Linked DNA regions of Mus musculus: region 1 is linked to region 2. Evidence: chromatin loops called from intact Hi-C (ENCODE). Cell type or tissue: left cerebral cortex. All regions are shown on one strand. Links, peaks and the distances in the headings refer to the core of each region. The heading gives the core; the rest is flanking DNA. Region 1 holds the start of Gm46730 (a long non-coding RNA gene). Region 2 holds the start of Usp6nl (USP6 N-terminal like).

Evidence for each region. A loop is a pair of places that touch in the nucleus more often than their neighbours do. Peaks named below come from ENCODE experiments on the same cell type or tissue, not always from the same donor. Only the 100,000 strongest peaks of a DNase experiment are listed, where the experiment ranks them.
Region 1: a loop joins it to region 2, with 3 times the contacts of the local background. A loop is called at or near these places in 9 of 42 quality-filtered maps.

Annotation. Positions count from the first base shown.
Region 1 is chr2:6,251,843-6,258,910 of GRCm38, forward strand. It overlaps A230108P19Rik (RIKEN cDNA A230108P19 gene), which reads left to right. Exons shown (of 7, transcript NR_040333.1): 3 at 4,285-4,432. It overlaps Gm46730 (a long non-coding RNA gene), which reads left to right and starts at 4,996. Exons shown (of 3, transcript XR_001783226.1): 1 at 4,996-5,023. Gm13383 (a long non-coding RNA gene) reads right to left here. Exons shown (of 3, transcript XR_373972.4): 2 at 5,352-5,403; 3 at 5,021-5,201. In left cerebral cortex, for the core only: no CTCF peak of the experiment used is centred there; DNase peaks (open chromatin) are centred at 3,974, 4,402, 4,585 and 5,496; H3K27ac peaks cover 827 bases.
Region 2 is chr2:6,318,675-6,325,742 of GRCm38, forward strand. It overlaps Usp6nl (USP6 N-terminal like), which reads left to right and starts at 4,083. Exons shown (of 15, transcript NM_001080548.1): 1 at 4,083-4,280. A230108P19Rik (RIKEN cDNA A230108P19 gene) reads left to right here. Exons shown (of 7, transcript NR_040333.1): 7 at 1,298-2,937. In left cerebral cortex, for the core only: no CTCF peak of the experiment used is centred there; DNase peaks (open chromatin) are centred at 3,304, 4,039 and 4,613; H3K4me3 peaks cover 1,978 bases; H3K27ac peaks cover 1,316 bases.

The sequences.
Region 1 (7,068 bases), core at 1,322-6,321, 66 kb before region 2:
AGAGCATGTAGAGTTTAACATATGATTTCTAAAAGAAGATAGCGTAAAATTGTAAACTGGGAACTCCTGAAGACCTTGGCAGGGGCCTGCCTCCCTCCCTCCCTCCCTCCCTCCCTTATGATATATATAGGTTAGCAATTGCTGGGGGAGAAGGAGAGACTTTTTTCAGTGGTGTAGCTATTTGTAAGTTGTTTACTCCAATAAATAGCCCCTGTTCCATGTTCATATAAGTAACCCATTACTCTTATTAGTTTAACCAAGGTAGACTTACATAGATTATTATTATTATTATTATTATTATTTTGTCTGTCACTGGTACCCTATCTGGAGTCAATAGTCATTAGTTCATGTTGCCCCAGAAAAGGTCATTTGACACCATGCTAGACACGTGTGTCTATAGACTCTGGAGATAATTTTCAGACTCTTAGTCTTAAATGTCCGAAATGGTAGCTACTATGCTAAGAAAACATCCTCTGCAGGGAGTAAGTGTAAGAGGGAGGGGTCACCGTCACTCAAAGCAGGTACCTGGAGGCAGGCCTGGAGGCAGACGCCATGGAGGAATGCTGCTCACTGGCTTGCTTTTCCTTGCTCCTTCAACTTGCCTTTCCACACAGCCTCTGTAGGGGTGGTTCCACCCACTCTGGGCTGAGCTCTCCTACAATAATCACTAAAAAAGAAAATACCCCACAGGCTTGCCTCCAGGCCAATCTGATGAAAGCGTTTTTCTTAATTGAAGCTCTCTTCTCCTAAATTACCCTAGTTTGTTTCAAGTTAACAGTAAAGCCTGCCACCTGGGCCGGAATCTAGTAGGTGACAAGTGGAGGCAGTGGGCAGGTGAAACTGGTTCTTCAGGCAGGGATGGAGGTGATGTCATCAGTGACTCATTCCTTGTGGGTCTTAATACTACACATCCAGAATACTTGCAAAATAGTGAGGACTAGGGATACGCATGACAGTCAGGCTCCTGCAGAGGATTTCTCTGCTCAGATGTCTTTCTCAGACCTGTATTTAGATCTTCTGTTGAATGAAGCCCTCACTCTGGGTATCAGAGTCCCCTGTCACCCAATATAGAGCATTATCAAGGCTACATTACAGGAATTAGCCTTCCTCTTGTTAAAGCCAAGTCAAAAAGGCTGAAGGGAAGTCTTGCAACTGCAACAGTGAGCAATGGTGTGACTTGAACAACTGGTCTACCCCAAAGCACTTGGTCAGGCCTTGCGTGTGCTTCACTTTGATGACAACCCCGGTCCTTTCTAATACCTCCTCTGCCTCCTGATATCTAATATTCTAGTTGGAGTCCATTCCTTTTTCTGAAGGTTTTGCTACCCCACAGGAACACAGGAACATTCAGAGAGAAGCTACCACACCCAGCCACAATCTACGCCTGTACCTCAGCAAATAGTGACCATATGCTTCCTTAGTTCAAAACTTTAGGAGCTTGCAGGCTGGCCTGAAACCAATAGAGGAAGGACAGGTTGAGCTAGAACCCAGGGAGAGCACACCAAAGAGGCTGAAGTCACTTGGTCTAAAAGTATGGTCTAGGCATGTCCAACATGACCACGTATAGAAAAGAAACTGACCAGAAACAAGGATCTATTAAGACTGTGTACTGCTTCCTGGACCTATGCCAAACTCAAACTTCACCTTAAATATAAGATTGCTAAAAAGGGTGTTGGTTATATGGGGGATCAATCACGGCTACTCAAATCCACAGAACTAGAGAGTAGAATGGTGGTCACTGGGGGCTTCAGGGAGGTCATGGGTAAATGGCACAAGGTTTCCACTGTATATTGATAGAAAGTTCTGGATTTTTACTTTCTAGTCTGGTGCTTGGACCTAACCATGTACTGGTCTCTTCATGTCTGTTGGACATAACTTCCAAGGCCCTCCTGTGGATATGTGAAACCCCACTTACTCTCAGATCCTAAGTAGGTTTTCTCGAATACACACAAACCTCTGATAAAGCTTCATTTATAAACTAGCCAGAGTAAGATTTAATAACAAGATAACAGCTCGGTTGTGACAATACACTATAAAATGGTCATTGAGAACTTATTAATTACTTATTTCTAGAATTACTTATTCCATTTAATATTCTCAGACTGTAGTTGGCCATAGGTGACTCAAACCTAGGAAAGAAATCAAACAGCAGGTGGGGCAAAGGATTGTGTACTGTGTTGGATATTTATGTTTTTCTAAGAGTGGAGCTATTAAAAACCCTTATACACACACACACACACACACACACACACACACACACACACACACACATGCATGTAAGCACACATGCATAAATCATAATACAGGGCTGGGAGGAAACCTTAGAAGATATATTTATGAACTTGATGGTGTGATGTCATAGATACATACTTATCTATGTGTGTTGTGTTATAGTGATCTGCAGGGCCATGGGTGTAGGGAAAGAGGGGGGAGGTTGAGAGCCCAAGTCCAGCCAGACTTCCAGTGCTCTGGGCAGGTGGATGCAGGAGGATTGCTGGATGCATTCCATGTGGCCTCGGGTGGACATCTGGCTGTGTGAAGCCACTGACCCCACACGGCGGGGGCTGGACAAGGGGCAGCCCCTGGTACTAGGTTCTCAGTCTCCCTGGTATCCCACGCTGGATACGGCAGAGGAGCTGAGAACAGAATAGGGGCCCTGGGGTGGCACTTGTCCCTGGAGGTATGGGAAGAGAGGGCAGGGGAAAGAAGGGCGCTGGGTGGTTCCCATACAGGCAAGAGTCTTTAGCCCAGTCCGTGGCTGCAACGTAGGAAGGTCTTCTGATGGGAGGTTAGACACAGCTCGTTAGGAGAAAGCCTATCCCATCTTTCAAGCATGGTGGGCCTTCATGATCAGAGACAGTCTATGGTTTTAGAGCTTTATTGTAGAAAGGCAGGGGGAAAGAGAGAAGGTAAAAGAAAGAGACCAGCCATGGCCAAGAGGAGAGAAGGGGGAAAGGAAAGAGAGAAAGAGTTAGAAAGTAAGAAAGGTGAAGGTTTAGAGAGAGAGAGGTAAAAGCTTAGAGAGGAGGAGGGGTCAAACAGCCCCTCTTATAGTGGGCTTATCTTGCTGTTGCTAGGTAACTGTGAGGAGTAATCTAGCCAGAAGGCCAGAAGCTTGGGACATTGTCTACGTGACTGCTAGCCACATGCCTCTCTTGTGGGGGCTGTGGGAGCGGTAACTTTGACAGGAGCCAGGGGTCCAGGAGACATGATCAAACGCCTTCCATCCCATGTAGGTGGAAAACCACCCATTGGGTCCCACTGGGGTTCAAGACCTCAGCTTGACTGGAGAACAGGCTGTCTGTGCATAGCCCATTCCCCCCACAGTGATCTAAATATCAAATGTGTAAATTATTAAAAACAATATACTTATTTTTATTTTCTCTGTAGGTGTGTGTGCTGAAGTGTATGTGCATGCCACAGTGCACACCTGGTACCTGTAGGGGTCAGAAGAGAGAGTCTGATTCCCCCGAAACTGGAGTTATAGGTCATTGTTAGCCACCCAGTGTGGGTGCTGAGAACCGAACCCAGGTCCTCTGCAAGAGCAGAAAGTGCTCTTAGCTGCTAAGCCTTTTCTCCAGTCCCAAAGATGTCAATAATTTCTCAATAATGTGACTTCATATCTAAGATCAACCAGATGGGAAGCCATGGTGACCCCCAGGCCCCACTCTTCAACTTGCTCTGTGACCAAAGAAGGAGGAGCCAGGGACTCCATTCCCACCGGCTTGTGCTCTGTAGAGGTTGCCTGGTGACCAGAAACTCAGAGTTACCATGTTGTCTCCTGGACTGTATTGTTTTCTTTATTTTTTAAAAAGATATTGGAAGTCCTTTAATGAGTTGTTTATATTTCATGCCAAATGAGCACTCATTATTATCTTCAGCTACAAAAGCATTTGGTGTTTTCTGTGCTTAAGCTGCTAGTTTCAGAATCCAGTTATAGCCTGTTCTACGCCAGACAAGAGCCGAAAACGTTGTATGTAAATCAGGTTTTTGACAACTTAGTCCTATTTCAAAATCACTGGAGGAGAAACCAAACGGAAAGAAACTTTTGATGAATTTTTTTTTCTTTTTCCTTCTTTCTTTCTTTCTTTTTTTTTTTTTATGTGAAATGAAACCATTCATGTATTACAATGGGTAGAACTGCCTCCCTTCTAGGCCATTCAACTTTTATAAATTGAGATTTTGTGTTGGCATCTTTTTAGAGTCAGGATGTTTAACTGCTTGCCCGCCTGGCATCCTTACATGGCTTTCTTGTCTCTTCCTTTCATTCTTTTCCTTGCCCAGTTTTTAATTGGACCGTGACTCACATAACTCATCGAGTGCTGGAGAAGCAGCCCGAGCTGTTCAGGGTCAGTCCCCAGAAACTTGGGCCTGGCAGTTATCCCACTGTGGGGGAAGCCACATGTTTCTGAAACAAGCTCTACTGGCAGAGGTAATTACAGTCTGAGGTGCTTGTTCAGTGCCGCAGGTGGGCGCGGTGAGAACAGGCCCAAGCCGCCCCTTTGTTCCCAGCCCAGGACACGTGAAATCACTTCTGCTCACAGCCCGCCCTAGAGTGCTAGCAAACCACTTCCCTAGAGGGCTTTAAAAATAGCATCGGTAAACACATACCCACTGCGCTGGGGTTTTGTTTTAATGGGTCATGTCCAGAAGAAGAGAAGAAGTAAAGAATGAAAGGATTTCCCCCATGCCTGGCCCAAAGCCCTGCAGCTTCCCAGGGTTCTCCAAGTCCAGAGCTGCTTGGCAGCGAAGGAGCATTCAGGATTGGGTAGGATTTTGAGGCGTGAGGCTCAGATGACATGTGACCTTCTCCTTTTCCCTCTCAGAGGGAACAGGCAGAGCATGGGTTTGACGTGGGCCTCTGGTGCCCAGAACAAAAGAGCGTTGGCCTACAGGCTCACCTGGAGGCTTCTTGTAAAAGGGGCTGGGCGGGGCCTCTGTGATGTCACCCAGCCTCGTTCTCTTGTAGACAGAGATGACCAAGTGTTTGACATCACGATGAAGCAGGCCTGTGATTGCAATGGTAGATTCTTTTCTTGTTCCACGCATGCTGTAGATCGAGGCAAGGCGAGCTCTTTTCCTACCCCTGTGCAGCAGGAAGGGAGTTCTTTCGGAGGAGGGTTCTAGAAGATGAGGAAGCTTCTAGATTTTCTCACAATGAGTAATGTGCAGGGGGACTTAACAGGAAACACCGTCCCATTCTGGAACAGAGAACATTCAGGGTCCGGAAACCTTGTATTGCCTGTCTTCAGCTCCCTGACTCCCACCCTATCCTACCTCTCCTCTGCTCCCAACCCCTCCCCACCCTCCCCCCACCCCACCCTATGCCATTTCAGGCACTGTTTCCCTACCTTCCAAGTTCTTGCCTCCATATTTCCAGGCTCCAGTGAGAAAGGCAGGGACCTAGCAGGCAGCAGGAAATTCGTAAAATTCACAGTTGGAGGATCAAGCCTCACATTCCAGTTCTGGAGGTGGATGCCATTTCTGTCTCCCTGTGCATTGCCATCTGCTTATTCATTTACCAAACAGACACCTACTGAAGTGACGACTGCATTCAACACAGACTGTGCCTGGGAGGGGTGACAGCCACATCCTTGCCTCTCTCTCTCTTTTTCTCTCTTTCTGTATGTGTATGAGTGAGAGAGAAAGAGACAGAGACAGAGAGACAGACACACACAGAGATAGACATACAGAGAGAGACAGAGACAGAGAGAAAGAGTGACAGAGAGAAAGACACACACACACAGAGACAGACAGACAGACACAGAGAGAGAGAGAGAGAGAGAGAGAGAGAGAGAGAGAGAGAGAACGTACCATTGTAATATTGTTTTGTTTTAGGGGCAAGGCTCCACCGTGGCATGATCTTAGATAAGTATCCCACCATGCACACACACAGATTCTCTCCCTTTATTGGGCAGTTAGGTGAAGGGGTAGGTAGGTCATCATTAATCTCAAGTCCTCATCGAAAGGCAGCAGATGTTAAAGGACACTGAGTGGTTAGATAGGCATTTGCAGCATGGTGGGCCAATGGTAGTTCTTTGAGGATTTATGTTTAAATACACCATCATAAATCCATTTCTGCACGTTGACATCTAGGCCCAGCCCTGAAGGTTTCTTTGGGATTTCTCAGTAGCAGAGACGGAGACCTTCCCTGATTATTCCGGTTCCCTTCCAGTGAGGAAGGGCTCAGAGCCTGGCTGTGCTTGGCTCTGTCCTGGGAATGACGGTAGTTTCATTTGGGCTGTGACTTACATATTAATAATGCTGTTCCTGCTGTCCTCAATCAGGGTAGGTTAGATGTCCCCTATGGGCTGCCTGTCCTACATGTGAGCCCTTCCTTCCTCATTCTCTGCAGCATCCCAAGCTTAAACACCACACAGAGCCAGAGAGTGGATGGTGTCAGTTACATTACTGTCTCAGATAACCTGCGAAAGGGTCTGTACCACATGTGTGTCATATGGGGTTTGCTTCAGTCTTTTTGGAAGAGTGACCCTTTAAGTGAAGCTGTAATGGTTTTAAAACAAGATCAAACTTAATGTCCACTTGTCCTTTCTGTCACCCAGGATTCAAAGCTACGTACGGTGCCATGAACTAAACTAGTTCACCCTGAAGTCATGGAGAGTCTGCACCGGACAGATGCTTTTTGTCTTTAAAATGTTAAAAAAGGGAAAGGTTGTCCTCAGCTGGATGACTTTCCTGTGGGGACAGGCTTTTGAGGAAGAGGAAAGGCAGAACTCTCTGGGACTGGGTCTCCCGGGTGTGTGCGGCATGTCCAGTTTAGTCCACTGCTTTGGATTTCATGATGTTGAAATTCCCACTGTAGCTAGTAATTCATGTCCAACGTGTGCCATCCTTAGCCACTGGGATGTGGTAACAAAAACATCTCAAAGTCAGGCATGGCTTGTGTTCCCACGATGCTTCTTCTCTTTAGGGGGAGGGGACTCATAAGGATGACAGACCTATAAATAGGTAGTTTTAGAGAACACAGGGAGACCGAGGACCTACGTGAAGCTTTAGGCTCTTCATCTTGGCTGTTGACTCAATACAGCTCTCTCTGTGGCTGGGCAT
Region 2 (7,068 bases), core at 843-5,842:
TGCTGACTGAGCCACCTCTCCAGCTCAGAACTTCATTCTTAATAAATTTACTGCACTTTTCCTGCAGGTTTGTGACAAAAGACATTGAAGTCTATCTGCAATTTATTATTGTTCTGTGGCTCCCTGGGCTCACCTGGAAGGTCACCACCTAGGGTTTCTCAGGGTGTCGTTCAGCTGGGACTCCAGGCATGCAATACCCAGTTGCCTTGCCCATGTCGCCAGTTTGAGGTTAGCGGCTGTTGGCAGTGGGCTCAGGTGAAGTTGGCTATCTGGTGTGCTCACTGTAAGATGCCTGAGTTTCTTCCTTGACAGTATTTGAATTCTGAGAGAAAGTGCACAAAGGATTTCAGAGACTCAGGTAGAACCTTGAGGCTTCTTCTGCTCTCATCTTAGAGATCAATCACTCTGCCTCATTCCCTCCACACTGAGTCACAGGGCCGTCGTAGATATAAACGGAGGGTGGCTAACTGTGTGAGTATTGGTAGGCATGGTTCACTGGGAGGTTTCCTAGGAAAACTGCCTTTCAACATACACAGAGTTAGAAAGTTAATAACAATCATGTACATGAAGGCTAATGTTTTATCACTAAAATGGAGACAAAAAAGCCAGGAAGTCATATTTTAATTTTTAAATACTTATATATGTGTGCATCTTAATATTTACATTTTATCGGTTTGATGAAACTTAAAAAATCATGGGACCGGTGAGATGGCTCTACAGGTTAAGGCGCTTGCTGTCAATTCTGATGACCCAGGGTTCAGTCCCTGGGACCTGAACGGGAGAGGGAGACAACTGACTCCTGAAAGTTGTCCCCCGAGTGCCATACTGGCGCTGTAGCACGTGCTCAAACCCCGTTCCAGAATGGGCGAATATATGTCCTAAAAATAATGGTATGGCATCTGGGAAGGGACTTGGGGCAGCTGACATATGGTAGACGGAAGCGCTGCTGACAGAAAGTCCGCCGGAGCTAGGAAGACAAAGTGGCACATCTGAAAAGTGATCCAGCCTCGTTACAGACTCCTGGCAGACTGTGATGTCTTACTGTGTAGTCAGGAACAGGTTGGCTACAAGCAAGGAGTAGAGGAGATAGTGAGTGGAAACTTCTGTGGTTGAAAAGGAGTTGTTTCTAAGCTTTGATTTGTTTTTGTTTTTGAGTCATAAGATGTTTGAGCATGTGAAAAAATGAGAAACGTTTTACATATTGGGTATTGATACAAATTGGGTACTGATACACCTTTGTATCCTTTGGTCCTTCCTTTCCCTTTCTCTCCTCCTCATTCTTTCTATATTTATTCAGAGGAAGCTCACTCTGGCCAGAGAGCAAAGTGGACCAAAGAACAGAACAGGATGGAAGACAAACAAGTCCCAAACCTCATGGCTTGTATGTTTCTAACATAGGGGCACTTCCCAAGTCCCCCAAAACAGCAATAAGTAAGATCACCCCAGATTGTTGTAACAAACTGTTTGTAACATATGTGGAATTCTACTGTTTGTGATCCTTCTTCTGGTCTGCCATCAATACTTTCTCTTTTAATCTGAAGGACTTTATTAAGGAAAAACTATGAGCCATGTGGATGTGGCTGATTTCATTGACATGTGGTCCATGGATATCCACTGATATGCTTGCTTTCTTTTTATCATGATGAGTTATATACAGTGATATTGGAACTGACTTTTTGAGTCAACAAAACACTCCTAGGGAATTTCAGAAATGACTGTAGTGGGTAAGATGAATCACATGAGGCTTTCCAGAGTCTCCACGGCACAACCCACTTTGCTACTCCCCAAACCTGAATGGACTGCATAGCCATCGATCCACATTGCAAGGTCTCAGTTTACAGGAGACTCTAGGAACAGCGCCTTTGATCTGCAGTTTTGAAGATGAAAGCTAAGGATGCATGGTTTACTTTTGAAAATTTCCCCATGTTCTATATTTTCATGTTCTCACCGCAAATTATACTCTTAACCCTAGTTATTATGGAGTCTTGTGGGAAACTTAAACATGTACTTTTACCTTTGGCAATATTCTGTAAGTATTGTCATGAGTATAACATAACTTTTAAAAACGAAATGCAAACATCACTCTTCCTGTTATGTGATCGGAAAGTTCTAAATGGCTGGCATTTGCAGAATATTCTCATTGGAGATACAAACTGTTTATTCCCCCTTTCATTTTCTCTGGGATTTTGACAGTGAACTTTCCCCCCAGTTGAAGGGGGAATCACATGTATGATATCTATCGTATGTTAGAGGGAATAGGATCACAAGGCGGACATAACTTAAATATGCATTTTTTTTTTTAGGACAGCGGTTGCTAAACGACTACCCCAAGACTCAAGTGTTCCTATTTGTGTAGGTTTTCAGTGAAATTCAGCTACCCTCATTCTTGAATATATTTCTGAATAATAGTACAGACTGCTAAGTCTGAAGTTGGGCCGACAGTGCTGACAGTTAAGTCTAGAATATAGTATTACACTAATATAAACTTCACACACACATCTGAAACTTCTCCTTCAGTTTGTGAAGCAAGCTGTGTCCAGCATTGCCCCTCCAACTCATTGATATTTTTGTATTTGTGGTAAAATTTCTGGATGAATTCTCTTGAGCCTCTGTGGGGTTCCCAAGGTATCCGGAGAGACGGTAACTCAAACGTTATACTTTAATTCAGTAAGTGTCTTTTGGAGGACTTCTGCAATCTTCAAAGCACAATGTAAGTACATGCGTATGTGCATGTGTTGTCATCAAAGACTTGGAAGCTGTAGGCATTGTCACAAATGGAGAGCTCTTTGGTGACTTGCTAATTTTGGAATTCTATTCCTTATATTTGAGTGTTGAAAAAATTCCCATGACCATCCAACTTTTGACCTGATTTTCACCAAACCAACTGTGCCATTTGTACATACCAGAATAAACAAATCAATAAACAAAACAAAACCCAAAGTAGTGTTTCCAAACCTGGTTTAAATGGAGACCTGAATGAAGGGATGCGCGCGCGCCTGTCTGTCTGTCTGTCCAAAAGGCCCTGGGTTTCACTGGTTAATCAGCATTTGAGAGTCAGAAGTGGCCTCAGAGGCCATCTAAGACCCAAGGAGTCACAGGTGTTAAAGTCTGCAAGCCCAGGAAGGGCCAGGACTCTGCCTCTCCTCAATTCCTCAAGGAACACAGTTTGCAGTGAGTGTCAGGTTTCACCAGCCTGGGAAAGAGTAAACGCAGTGCACAGTTGCCAGCTATAGTAATTCTAGTTCCTGGAAACAAGGACAGAAGCCTTTTAGCTACTCGCACACCCAAACCTTTGCTGCTTCTAGTGAATAAATCATTTAACCGTCAGCAAATTACAGTGTTGGGAAGTTTACATCATCCCCTTTTTACATCAGTTCTTAATGGAAGACCGTGGGGATTAAAACTCTTGACACAGAAAAAGCTGACCTAAAGAAAGATGGGCCAGGGAATGAACACTGTTTAGGCAGCAAAAGGCTTGCACACAGTAGCCTACTTAAAGTTGTGCTGATCTGAACTCTTGGCATAAATGCCTGGAAATTGACTGTGTGACCTTGTGTCAGTAACAGAGCCACTCTGTTGACAGATTCACTGTGCACACACTACCAAGCATTTGTTTGCGCGGGGAACAACTCCACGAAGCAGGTACAGTTTCCCTCTCACTTCACGGGTGAGGATACCGAGTCCAAGAAAAACCCAAGTGCAGTAGGCAACGTCTGAAGGCTGGCGAGCGGACGGGCCTCATCCGCGAAAGGCGCCGTGCTCTGCCGGCTGCCCTCAGGTGTCAGACACAGCACTGGTCCCAGCCCGTGAGTAGCTCTGGAGCGATCGCTGGGCGCCGCCGGGTCGGCGGACCCCCTCTTCATGCAGAGGGGCTCGGGCCGTCGGCCTCCGCCCGCAGCCCATCGAGCGCGCGCCCGGCGGGAGCGCGGGAACAGCGCACGTGCCGCCGGGAAGGCAGGGGCTGTCCGCCCGCGCCAAGATGGCGGCGGCCGCGGCCGCAACGGCGACTGTTGGCGGCCGGTGAGGCGGGCGGGGCCGGCGGCGCGGAGGCGGGGTCCCGGGAGAGCCGCCCTGGGGAAGGCGGGGGCCGTTTCCATAGCGGCGGCGGCTGGAGGTGTCGCGCCGGGGAACTTCCTGGTTCCCGGGCTCGGCTTTGCCGGGAGCCTCCTGGAAGGGAAACAATGGGGCGGAGGGCACTGCGGTAGCCGCCGCCGCCGCCGCGCCGGACCTCTCGGCCTCCCGCGACTGGCCGCCGCCGCCGCCGCCGGGACCGCTTGGAGGTAACTTCCTTTTCTCTTCAGCCGCTGCTACAGGGGCTGGCGGGGTCTAAAGGCGAGGGGGCCAGGTCGGAACTGGCTCCGGGCAGCCGGTCGCCGCCATTCCCGGCCCCGGGCAGAGGGCACGCTGCGGCGGCGCGGCCTGGCCCGAGCCGGCTCCCGTGGACCCCGCGCGCCGTGTTGCTCGCGCGTGGGGGTGGTGGTCTGCGGTGTGATTGACAGGCGGGCGGGCGCGCGCGCGGGAGCGGCCGGGCGGGGGGCCGAGAGGGCTCGGCGCTGCGTGCAGACCCCCGGGGAGGCGGAACGCTCCGGCCGCCTTCCTCCCCCACCCCGCGTGCAAGTTTCGGTCCCCGGGGAGACGTGTCTCCCTTGCAAGTTTCAGTTGCGTCCTGCGGGAGCGCGAGTGGGCAGGACCCAGGCAAACTTCGTTCGCTGAGACGATTGCCTGGGATGCCGCAAGAACTTTGGAGCAGCCCCGGGGAGGATGGGCGGGCGGGAGGGAGCTGGAAATCCGTGCGCCCCGGCAAAGTTTTGCTGGCTAGTTTGGGGCTCCGGGAGCGCGGCGTTTCTATAGGGGATGAGCACGGTGGCTCGCAGGTGTTTTAATGCAGAGAATGAGAGAAGTCTTACTCCATGGTGGGACGTTCATATATGTTGAGCATCGAGATCTCTGGGCTCTTCTTTAGGCACACTCCGTATAATCGACAGATACTTTTTTTTTTTTTAAAGATTTATTTATTTTATCTATATGCGTACACTGTAGCTGTACGGATGGTTGTGAGCCACCAATGTGGTTGTTGGAATTTGAACTCAGGACCTCCGGAAGAGCAGTCAGTGCTCTTAACCGCCCAGCCATTTCTCCAGCTATCCACAGATATTTTGAATTTTATTTTTAAAATTAGCGTACAAGGTGTTAGCTAACATCACGGCATTTTCGAATAAAGCTGCGTTAGTAGATTCTTCTGTTCACTCATTCCTCCTACCCCAGATGCTTTTTAAGGAGACTAATATGCGTTGTGCCTTATGGAAAGGCTCGGTGAATTGGGGCAGTACTGCGACACGAATGGAAAAAGTTGTAGGGACAGTGTTCAAAGTATTCTTGCTGGAACAGTTTAGTCGTGGATCCTTCCTTCCTTCTTTCCTTCCTTCCTTCCTTCCTTCCTTCCTTCCTTCCTTCCTTCCCTTCTTCCATTCCTATGTAATTAGATCTATGAGACAAGTTGTTTCATAGCTCAGAAAAGTTTCGCGGTACGGTTGATTGAGATGACTCGTGACCAATTCCCTCCCATACTGAATCTCTGGAAGTTTTCTCGGTGGTGGTGGGAACTAGGGCAGAGTTTTAAATTATTTCCCCTTTCTTTAACTCACCTTAATAATCAGTAAACTGGCATTTAAACAATGACTCACTGCTTTTCTCACCAAGACCCCACAATTAACAAAATATTTCCTAGTTTGTCATAATTTTATAGGTGAAATTGTAAGCATGCTGTCTCGTTCACTCCTTAGTTTGTACTCTCTCCAGGCCATTATGCTGTAAATCAAAATGGAAAAGGAAATTATACTAATAACAGTATTAATTAACTTGTGCGGGGGGGGGGGGTCGGGACGACGACGACACAGAGCCCTAATTGCAAGGACAGGTGCCCTCAGTTGAAGAATCAGGGCACTCCCACAAAGGTATTGAAGAAACATCCTTTGTCTGACTTTAGAGTGTGGTCCTGAGCCCTAGTGCTGTTCGCCACTTTTTAAATCAGACTACTGCTCTAGGTTGGGCTTGGTTCTGGTGAGTATAATCCATCAGTACCCTTTTGCCTTAAATATATATATTTTAAAAGATTTTTTTATTTTATGTGTATGAATGTTGCCTGCATTTTTGCGTATGCACCACACATGTGCTTGTTGCTCTCAAGAGGTCAGAAGAGGATGTCAGATCTCCAGGAACTAGAGTTCTGAATGGTTGTGGGCCATCATGTATTAGCAGCAAGTGTGCCTAACCACTGAGCCATCTCTCCAGCCCTCCATTACTCCCTCTCAGGGTGTTTTGTGGTGCAGGTAACCCTTAGCAAGGACAACTGGTCTGGTTAAACAAGTACCTGAGGAGAAGTGGCAGACGTGGTGTTGGGTGTATAGTGACTGATCATCTTCATGCATTGAGTGGGAACCAGCAGATCCAGTCTGGGGCTCCAGGGCCTAGCTTTGTTCTGTAGTGTATTGGCCTAGCTTTGCCATCATGACGAATTATTGTTACATTTTGTAGCCAGGAAATGATTTTGGTTGAAAAATTGAGGAATGTTAAGGAAGTCAAAGAATTTAGAATACTAAAACTTTGAGAGTTGCTACTTCAGGTATCGAGGAGGAGACATTTTCTGGCTCTGAGTTTAATTCTACTTTAACCATCCTTGTTTTGTAACCAGTGCAATTCAGACTAATTACCACAGACTTACAGTTTGCCCCTTCAGTGTAATTTGTGAGAAGCATTTTCCATTTACAGATGTGATCTAATTATACAGTAGAGAATAATTTTCTCCTCTAAAAGGTTTCTACCATCTTTTGCAGTTAACCTAAGAATCACAATTTGAAGAGAGTCTGGCCTGTAGCATCCTTCCACATAGTGGACAGGGATTAGAGAGTGTGGGGATTAGAGACACAGAGACCATTCCTGGCTGGCTAGTATCTATAGGAACTCTCGTTGCATGACTTCATTCTTCAAAGCTTATTGTTTCATGAAATTAGGATATTTGAGGGTGAGAGGGAAAGTGTGTACACAGTACAGACTGAGGGAGACTGAGGT